3 separate regions of the Homo sapiens genome follow, and regions 2 and 3 are each linked to region 1. A link is a contact called in ENCODE Hi-C or POLR2A ChIA-PET data. All regions are on one chromosome and are shown on one strand. Each heading gives the region's core, a stretch centred on a gene start or an enhancer-like site at or near the end of the contact. The rest is flanking DNA. Distances are from core to core; before and after follow the strand shown.

Region 1 (2,700 bases), core at 104-2,603:
CAAGTTATCCTAGATGTTTCCTTGCTTTTCATAGACTTTAGAACTATTTGTATGCTTTTTTGGTGGATTTATTTATATCCTTTTGTCTATTTATCTGGTTGATTGTCTTTTTTCATTGATTCCAAAGAACTATTTGCATATTAGGAAAAATTTATTAAATAAATTGAAAATAGCTTCTTTTTTTCCAGATCATTATTTCTATTTGGATGCTGTTTATTGTATTGCTGACCTTGCAGAATCTTTTCTCCTTTTTATGTGAAGACACCAAAAAAATACCATTTTTTTCTTTTTGTGACATCTAGGTTTTGTTCTTACTTTAGGAATACCTTTGCCATTAAACCAACACATTATTTAAAGAATGTATCAGCAACAACTGTTTTCTTCTACTGTCTTTAAAGTTTCATATTTTGTGTTTATATTTTAAATCCAGGTAATATTAACTTTGGTGTAAACTGTGAGAGAAGGATATGCATTTATACAATTTCTAACTGGTAAAGTGGGCGCTTTTGTAGGTGAAGATTGGTTAGTTGTGGAACAAGGGTAGTTTACTGAATATGCTTTTGTAATTTTGAGTTTTCTACCTTGTTCATGTAAAATTTACCAACATTTTATTAAAAGAAGCTGTTATGCAGAGACATTATTGACTGTTATGTAAAAACATTAAGAAAGCAGCTCCAATTGAATGTGACCCTGCAGGAATACAAACCAATGTTTTCAGATCTTCTTATTTTCCAAAAGAAGCTGAAATTTGGATTTTTATGTGAAATCCCCTGATGTTTAAATGTCGGCAACTAATTCAGAGTTAGAAAAACAAAGCATGGTCCAAACAAAACACATCTGCTGGCCAGATGGGGCCCACAGGGTGCCAGTTTGAGACCTGTGTTTTAAACGCTTTTTCTTATCCTCAAAGATTCATGTAAGTGCCTCTCCTACAGCCTTCTGTGGCACAGTGTGTTCAGCCCCTATCGTAACATATTTTAACTGATTGTTGCTGGCCTACCTTCTCCATTATAGATGCTTGAAGAGTGTATTTATAGATTTTGAAGTCCTGAGGCTTAACACAGTGTCTTGTACCTAGTAGACAGTATAAATGCTTGTCAAATGAATAAATAGATGAATGAATGAACTCTGCTCCAAGCAGAATCTATGTCCTGAAAAACTGGACAAGGCAACTCAGGTCACAGAGGTTACCTGGTTTGGACTGCTCCTTCTCCTGCCTCCTCCATTAAGTCCCTCAGTCACCTTCATGGTAAATTAAGTGATTGTACCGCATAGTGATTTTGTAAACAGGTGGCCGCTACAACGTTGTGAATCTTGGCCACTAGATGTCTCTCTTTGCCTAAAGGACATTTGGAAGTGCTGGAGTCAATGTGGGGTTTGCTGAAACAATACGTAAGTGAAAAAGAATGTCCTAATCTCAGGTCACATCTTCAGATGTTTGTCCTCATGAGGAAGTTGAGCACGGCCATGACACCAGAGCAAAAGTGCCCAGGGACGGAAGCAGCTTAATTTTGTTCTAGAAGAGCTTCTCATCCACAGGAAGGACCCTTTGCACTCTGAGTCTGTTGGGTGTGAGCCTCTAATCCAGCAGACTCATGAGTGTTCTCCAGAAGCCTTGCTTGTGTTATTTTTCTCTGATGCTATAGGCTGGTGGAGAAATGCATCTTACTGTAAAGGGTCTGGAACTCTAGAATCTGCATGGTAAAAAGGAGGATTCTTGTAAGATATAGCAGATTCTCTATTGAGGCTGTCCCGACCCTGTAGAATTCCTGCACCTCCTGTGATTGCAGGGGGTGTGTTCTGGTGCCTGCAGCTGTACCTTTCCTATGGCCTCACGAGGATCTTTTGAGCTTGGAGAGGTGGGCTTCTTGGTGCTGTATAACTCTTATTTTAAACACAGACGGAGTGAAGGGGAAAAAGGATTATCACTTATTTTATAGGTTATAGCTTTCTCTTCTCAGTGTTATCTGTGTACATTCTGTACAGAGAATAATAATTCTGTATCAATACTGTACATTCTGAACTGATTAAAGGCCACAGATACCGTCTTGACCAACTGCCAGATTTACACAGGACCTTGAATTTAGTGACACTTGAAGCTTACTTCTTGAATAAAATGAAGTGTGGACTCTATAGGATTTTGATGGCTCTCCAATTTATTATGGAAGGTTCAGATGATAAGAATGTTCTATCTCATTAGTACCTGGTTTGCCTTTGCTTTTTCTTTGGATATTTAGCAAGGGTCAGACACTTCTATTTGTATTTTTCATCTGTCTTTAGGAAGCAGTAGAGAATAGTGTGACAGAACAGACTTTGAAGTCAGGTTGTGTTGATTTTCTGGCTCACCATTCACTTAACTGCTCGATGCCTTCACTCCATTGTCTATAAAATAGGGTTGCAGAACGTATAAAAACACATGAAAAATGATCACAACAGTACTTGGCACATAGGAAGTACTCCGTAAATGTTGGCTGATCCACCACAAAAAAAAAAAAAGAAAGAAACCAACAACAAAAAAAAGAATGAGATCTTGTCATTTGCAACAACGTGGATGGAGCTGGAGGACATTTAGTGAAATATGCCAGGTAAAGAAAGACAAACTTCACATGTTCTCACTGATTTGTGGGAGCTAAAACTAAAACAATTAAACTGATGGAAGTAGAGAAAAGAATGATGATTTCCAGAGGCTGGGAAGAGTAG
Region 2 (2,700 bases), core at 27-2,526, 87 kb before region 1:
AGTATAGGTAATTATATTATCACAAAGGTTTTGGGTAAACATAATGGAGAAAACAATGTTGACAGGCCGATAAAACGGGAATAGCTCACTAAAGGAGATTGTGTAATCTTTCCTTCATGGAGGATTTATCTGAAACAACAGGTTTCTAGTATTCCCTACAGCATTCCAAACCCTGTTTCCAGAAGGCAATTTGCCAATAGGTATCAAAAACATTAAAGGCATGACTAATGGTAACCTCAGACAAATGACTCAGCATCTCCAAAGTCAGTTTCCTCATCTGTAAATAGTAGGGTTTGGGGGAGGATTAAATAATGTTTTGTAAAGTACCTGGCACAGAGGGTGTATTTGATAAATATTGTCAATGTTTTAAGAGTAATGATGACAATATTTTCACTTGTAAGAGGAAATAAGCACAAAGATTTTGTGATAAAGACATTCTTTGCTGTGTTTTTACAAGTACTAGTGAAAAGTTGGAAACAACCTGATTCCAGCAGTAGAGAATTGGTAGAATAGGGTCTGCTGGTATATCTAGCAGCCTAGATTATTATTAGGCAGTCATTTAAAAGGACACAAAATATGTTATTACATGGCAAGATGATCTTGATTTATTGTATTTTAAAAAACAAGTTTAGAATGTTAAATACAGTGTGCTTTTTTGTTATACGTAGATATGGGTAAAAATCTGGATGGGTTTACATCACTATCTTAACAGGTATTGATCCTGGAGAGAGAATTATGAATACCTTTTACTTTATTATTTTTGCTTCTCTGTATTTAAGTTTTTTCAACAATAACATGTACATCATTTAAAATAAAATTATATTTATTTTTAAATTTCAGGCTTTCTTACTTACCCTTCTCTCCCTCAGTTTATCAGATCTGTGCTGCAGGGCACTAGAAACAGACAACATTCACTAAAAGCCATTTACTAAACATTCACTAAAATAACAAGTATTAATACTTTTTGAGTATCTACTATTGCCCAGGCACTGTTCTAACCAGATGGACAAAACTGCCATCAGAGAGCTTAGCTTTAGTGGAGGGAAGACCCAAAATAGACACATGAAGAAGGGAGAGTAGACCCCACATCCAGAAAAGATGAAAATTTCTATTCCTCCTAGCAACGCTTGCTTCCCACTCCTACAAGCACCCTGCAGTCTGAGATCCAACGTCATTTCTTTGGATAAAGGCCACTTATCTTGTAAAGCGAACAGTCTGCTTAAGTGTAACATGCTGTGTCAATACTGGTAATTTATACCTTGGTGTGAGTCATTTCCTGAGAATAGATTATCTGACCGTAAAGGGAAAAGGGCTGGGAGTGAAAGTACACTGAAGAAAAGGCAAGGGAGGGGATGGGAGAAGGAATCTGGCTTCAAAGCTTCCCAATTTTAGAAAAGTAGAGGATGTGAAAATGGAGTGGGCTGGGGTGGAGTGTTGGTGTGCCACCGACACAAGTGGGGAAGGAATGTGCAAGTGGGGTCAAACTTCACACATTTCTCTAGGTTTTTAGGAACTGATCTTGGTTGTAGCAGCTTTTCTATAGATCTGAACACAAATGTCACTTCCTCTTCTCTTTCCCTTTTCTTTTCTCTTCCTCTGACTTCCCGTTTTATTGTTCACCAGCAAATCCATCTTTTTTTTTTTTTTTTTTTTTGAGATGGAGTCTCGCTCTGTCGCCCAGGCTGGAGTATAGTGGTGCTATCTCGGCTCACTGCAACATCTCTCTCTCGGGTTCAAGCGATTCTCCTGCCTCAGCCTCCCTAGTAGCTGGGACTACAGGTGCCCGTCACCACACTCGGCTAATTTTTGTATTTATCGTAGAGATGGGGTTTCGCCACATTGGCCAGGCTTGTCTCGAACTTCAGGTGATCCACCTGCCTTGGCCTCCCAAAGTGTTGGGATTGCAGGTGTGAACCACCGTGACTGGCCAAATCCACCTTTTACATGTTGTTGTTTTTTAATGTTTGATTTTTTAATTTTTGAGATGGAGTCTCGCTTTGTCACCCAGGCTGGAGTGCAGTGGTGCCATCTCAGCTCACTGCAACTTCTGCCTCCTGGGTTCAAGTGATTCTCCTGCCTCAGCCTCCTGAGTAGCTAGGACTACAGGCATGTGCAACCACACTGGGGCAATTTTTGTATTTTCAGTAGAATATGGGGTTTCACCACCATGTTGGCCAGATTGGTCTCGAACTCCTGACCTCAAATGATCCACCTGCCTCAGCTTGGCAAAGGGCTGAGATTACAGGCGTGAGCCACCGTGCCTAGCCAAAGTGTAGTTTTAATGTTATCTGTGCAGTAAGGCTTGATCCTCCCACACTCTACCTCTTTTCTCACCCCTAGTTGGGCAGAAATTCTCTGGATTCTCTGACACCACTTTATCAGATAACAAGACTCCAAGTTAATCCTATGCAACAATTACTTTCTACATTGAGTTGTAGTTGTAAAAGTAAACACTGTCTCGCTTACAGGAGAAGATGATCGTTAAGGGTAGGGTCTATGTCTATGAATCTTTGTATGGTTCAATGACAACATTAAGGAAACACCAGATTAAAGTCATTACCCTCATGGTGGCACAATTTGCGGTACATATTACAGGTTTAATAAGTATTTGTTGGATGAATTGAATGAATGAACGAATGAACCCAACATTTGCTTCTTACAGGTGCCACTCAGCCACCCGCGCTGGGATTTGACTCAACC
Region 3 (2,700 bases), core at 9-2,508, 99 kb after region 1:
TGATGTCAGTGCGGTGATCCAAGCCACCAAATGAAGGTCTGCAAAAAATATCATCAGGCTAGAGTGAGGATAGCTGACTTTTCACCAGCTAGCCCTACCTATCTGCTGCAGTAAGTTTAAAATAGGGTCTTAGTAACAATGGAGTAGGCTGGACTTCCAGGAAAGAGCAAAAAAGAAACGAGAACAATGAGGAGGGAAAACTTCACTGTAAACCACTCTTCTTGGGTTACTCTTTAACTAAATTATGGGTTACTTCTTGTGCTGCAAACACATTCCTATTTGATGGAAAACTGCCACATTTCTGTACATTTTCAGCTCAAGTAGAGTCAGGCAAATAACAGCAAGACTCAGAGCTTTGGCCCTGATTTCTCCTCTAGCTAAAATGGAAATATGACTACATGGATATGGGTTCCTAGCCATTCCGAGGTCTAACTTTAAAATGTGAAAAAGAAACTGATTCTACCATCTTCTAAGTTGCAAGGACTATGAATGGAATATTTGACTTTTGGAGAGAGAAGAAAGCTGGCTGGAACTGTCTGCCTGCTGTGAGTCAAGTTCACTGGCCACTGCCTTCTACCCATCTTTCCTTTTCTGCTACATGAACCACCTCAAGAGCAGTCTCTTTGTGAAGTAGGGATCTGGAAACTTTTAGAGAAGTAAGACTTAGGCTTAGGTAGACCCTATACACATCAGCAACCACTCCAGGCAGCCCCAGAGCTTTCTGTTAATACTTTATCCTTTGTGGACTCAAAGAACTTGCAGTTCTGGACCCTCACATGTTTCTGACCATGCTTGGGCAGCATCTCAGCATGCCTTTGCTTTCTTCAATCTCACTTTGAGATCCTGGGGGAAGAAAGCAGCAGTCCTTTCAACAGAAACAGTTATAAGCAAATGCTATATGTTTTCAGACCGAAACAAAGCCATGATATATTTTATTCTCAAGGCTTACCTAAGTTAGCTTTCTTAAAAACACTAATTAAAAAAAATCCTTTGAAATGTAATCAACTGTACATGACAAAATCATAGAAACCCTTGCAGACCAGGGTATTTATTTTTAGATGCGCATCAGCCTACCCAGCATAGCAAAGCCACTGTCTCATGTCCAAAGCATGGCCCTGGGAATTTCCTCTAACAAGGCTGTGTTTCCGCCCATTGTTGTAGCACAAAGGACAGAAGGAGGCCTGAGTAGAGGCTCATGTTAACCCCGCCTAGAGTAAAATCTGGAACCTGTCATCACCTCGGTTGGATCAATGTGGTCTTGAGGGCTGGGGTCAAGAGGGAGATTGCCCGCCAACTCTGGACAGATGCAAATGAGTAGTCATCCAAAAATATTCCAGAGACCGGTGACGGCAATTCAAAAGTAAAGCGTCAGCTTTCTTTTTGTAGTCAAGGATCTAAATCTCACCCGTACTGTGAAGTGAATTCTGGTCTAGACCTGAGACAGCGATGCTGTTTGAGGATCTTGGCTTGAATTGCAATTAATAAAGTGATTTTAAGAATATTTTGTTTTAAAAAAGCCATAAATCTGTGTACACACAGCCCCAATAAACACACACATACACACACACACACACACACACACACACACACACACACACTCACTAGAGCAAGTATCAGATACCTGAATCACCCAGAACTTTACTATTATTCTAGGCCAGTTTCTGATCCTTTATTTATTCATTGATGAAATGGGCATAACAGATCTCACATCCTATTAGTTTGGGGATAAATAAGGTATAATATTACAAATAATCTCACCCAAACTAGACTTTTGCTTAAGTTTTTGCATCTTGGTCCTAACATGTTTTGAGCTTCTTACAAGAAACTTGTGCACAAATATTTACTGTCAAGTCTCCAGGGGTTTTATTTGTTTGTTTTGCTACTACAGGAAAAGAAGGCCAATTTGTTACTTAATTGGCACACTTTACAAGCAAAGCTTTTCATGCCTTTGTCAAGTTCCTTCTACTCCTGGGGAAGGTCACTGCATTATTACTCAAAGTTGCAATGCTCAGGGCTATGTCTGGGGGTCTCCGTGAAAGATGAAGAGGTGGGTCTCAGGTCTGCACACAGCAGTCCACACACATCCTGTCCGGTGTTGAGTCTGTGATCTGCATTCCACAGCCCCATCACCACCCCTGCCCAATCAAAGGCCCAAGGAGCAAGGGGGACCTGCACGTACAAACACCAGCCTGAGCAGGGACTGGGTTGTTGGCCTCTGCTGGCAGGTGGATGTCCAGGTCCCCCCTCCAAGGTCCGCAGATTCAGGAAAATGTGCTGTAGCCCTTTGGTGAGAATGTGAGAATGTTAGTAAAAATGCCTTCATGGATTGTTTTGTTTGCAAGTGTTTATTATCAGACACCCCTCAGAGGTTCACAGGGCAGGTTGCGAATGTCCGAAGTGGGGCCTGGGAATTTCCTTCCACAAAGCCTGTGCTTCCTCTCTTTGTTACTCCTCAAAGAACAAGTTGGAGCATTACTAGAGATCCTTACTTAACCCTTTATCCTGCCCACCACTTCTTCGTTTACATTACAGAAAATTCACGCTGCCAGCCATCTAAGGAGCAAAAAGATGTTTGGGTTTTGGTAGTGGTGTGCACCCGCAGATGTGCACATATGTGTGCATTTGTGTGCATGAGTGTGCATATGTTTGTGTGTTAATGGAGAGGAAATAGGTAAAGCACAAAACGTATTGCATTTTAAA

Evidence for each region. A loop is a pair of places that touch in the nucleus more often than their neighbours do. ChIA-PET counts read pairs that join two places held with the same protein, here RNA polymerase II (POLR2A). Pooled maps may share reads with other maps.
Region 2: a pooled map shows a loop between it and region 1 (2.1-fold over the local background). The contact joins two enhancer-like sites. A Hi-C loop is called at or near these places in 1 of 50 pooled maps. POLR2A ChIA-PET finds 5 or more read pairs at or near these places in 2 of 52 experiments (OCI-LY7 and PC-9).
Region 3: a map of endothelial cell of umbilical vein shows a loop between it and region 1 (9-fold over the local background). The contact joins two enhancer-like sites. A Hi-C loop is called at or near these places in 1 of 168 maps with a recorded cell type or tissue (endothelial cell of umbilical vein) and 3 of 50 pooled maps. POLR2A ChIA-PET finds 5 or more read pairs at or near these places in 1 of 52 experiments (HEK293).

Annotation. Positions count from the first base shown.
Region 1 is chr6:47,046,369-47,049,068 of GRCh38, reverse strand. No RefSeq gene overlaps it. Among named protein-coding and RNA genes, the nearest start is that of ADGRF1, 5.4 kb to the right of the region's middle. Within about 2 kb of position 1,353, at least 9 of the 41 ENCODE cell types and tissues checked have a DNase peak (open chromatin) inside an H3K27ac peak, as active enhancers do; they include PC-9 and endothelial cell of umbilical vein, where a contact is called at or near this core.
Region 2 is chr6:47,133,432-47,136,131 of GRCh38, reverse strand. LOC105375081 (a long non-coding RNA gene) reads left to right here. Exons shown (of 5, transcript XR_926864.3): 3 at 2,663-2,700. Among named protein-coding and RNA genes, the nearest start is that of ADGRF1, 92 kb to the right of the region's middle. Within about 2 kb of position 1,276, at least 10 of the 41 ENCODE cell types and tissues checked have a DNase peak (open chromatin) inside an H3K27ac peak, as active enhancers do; they include PC-9, where a contact is called at or near this core.
Region 3 is chr6:46,947,374-46,950,073 of GRCh38, reverse strand. It overlaps a transcript of ADGRF5 not described here. Among named protein-coding and RNA genes, the nearest start is that of ADGRF5, 27 kb to the right of the region's middle. Within about 2 kb of position 1,258, at least 4 of the 41 ENCODE cell types and tissues checked have a DNase peak (open chromatin) inside an H3K27ac peak, as active enhancers do; they include endothelial cell of umbilical vein, where a contact is called at or near this core.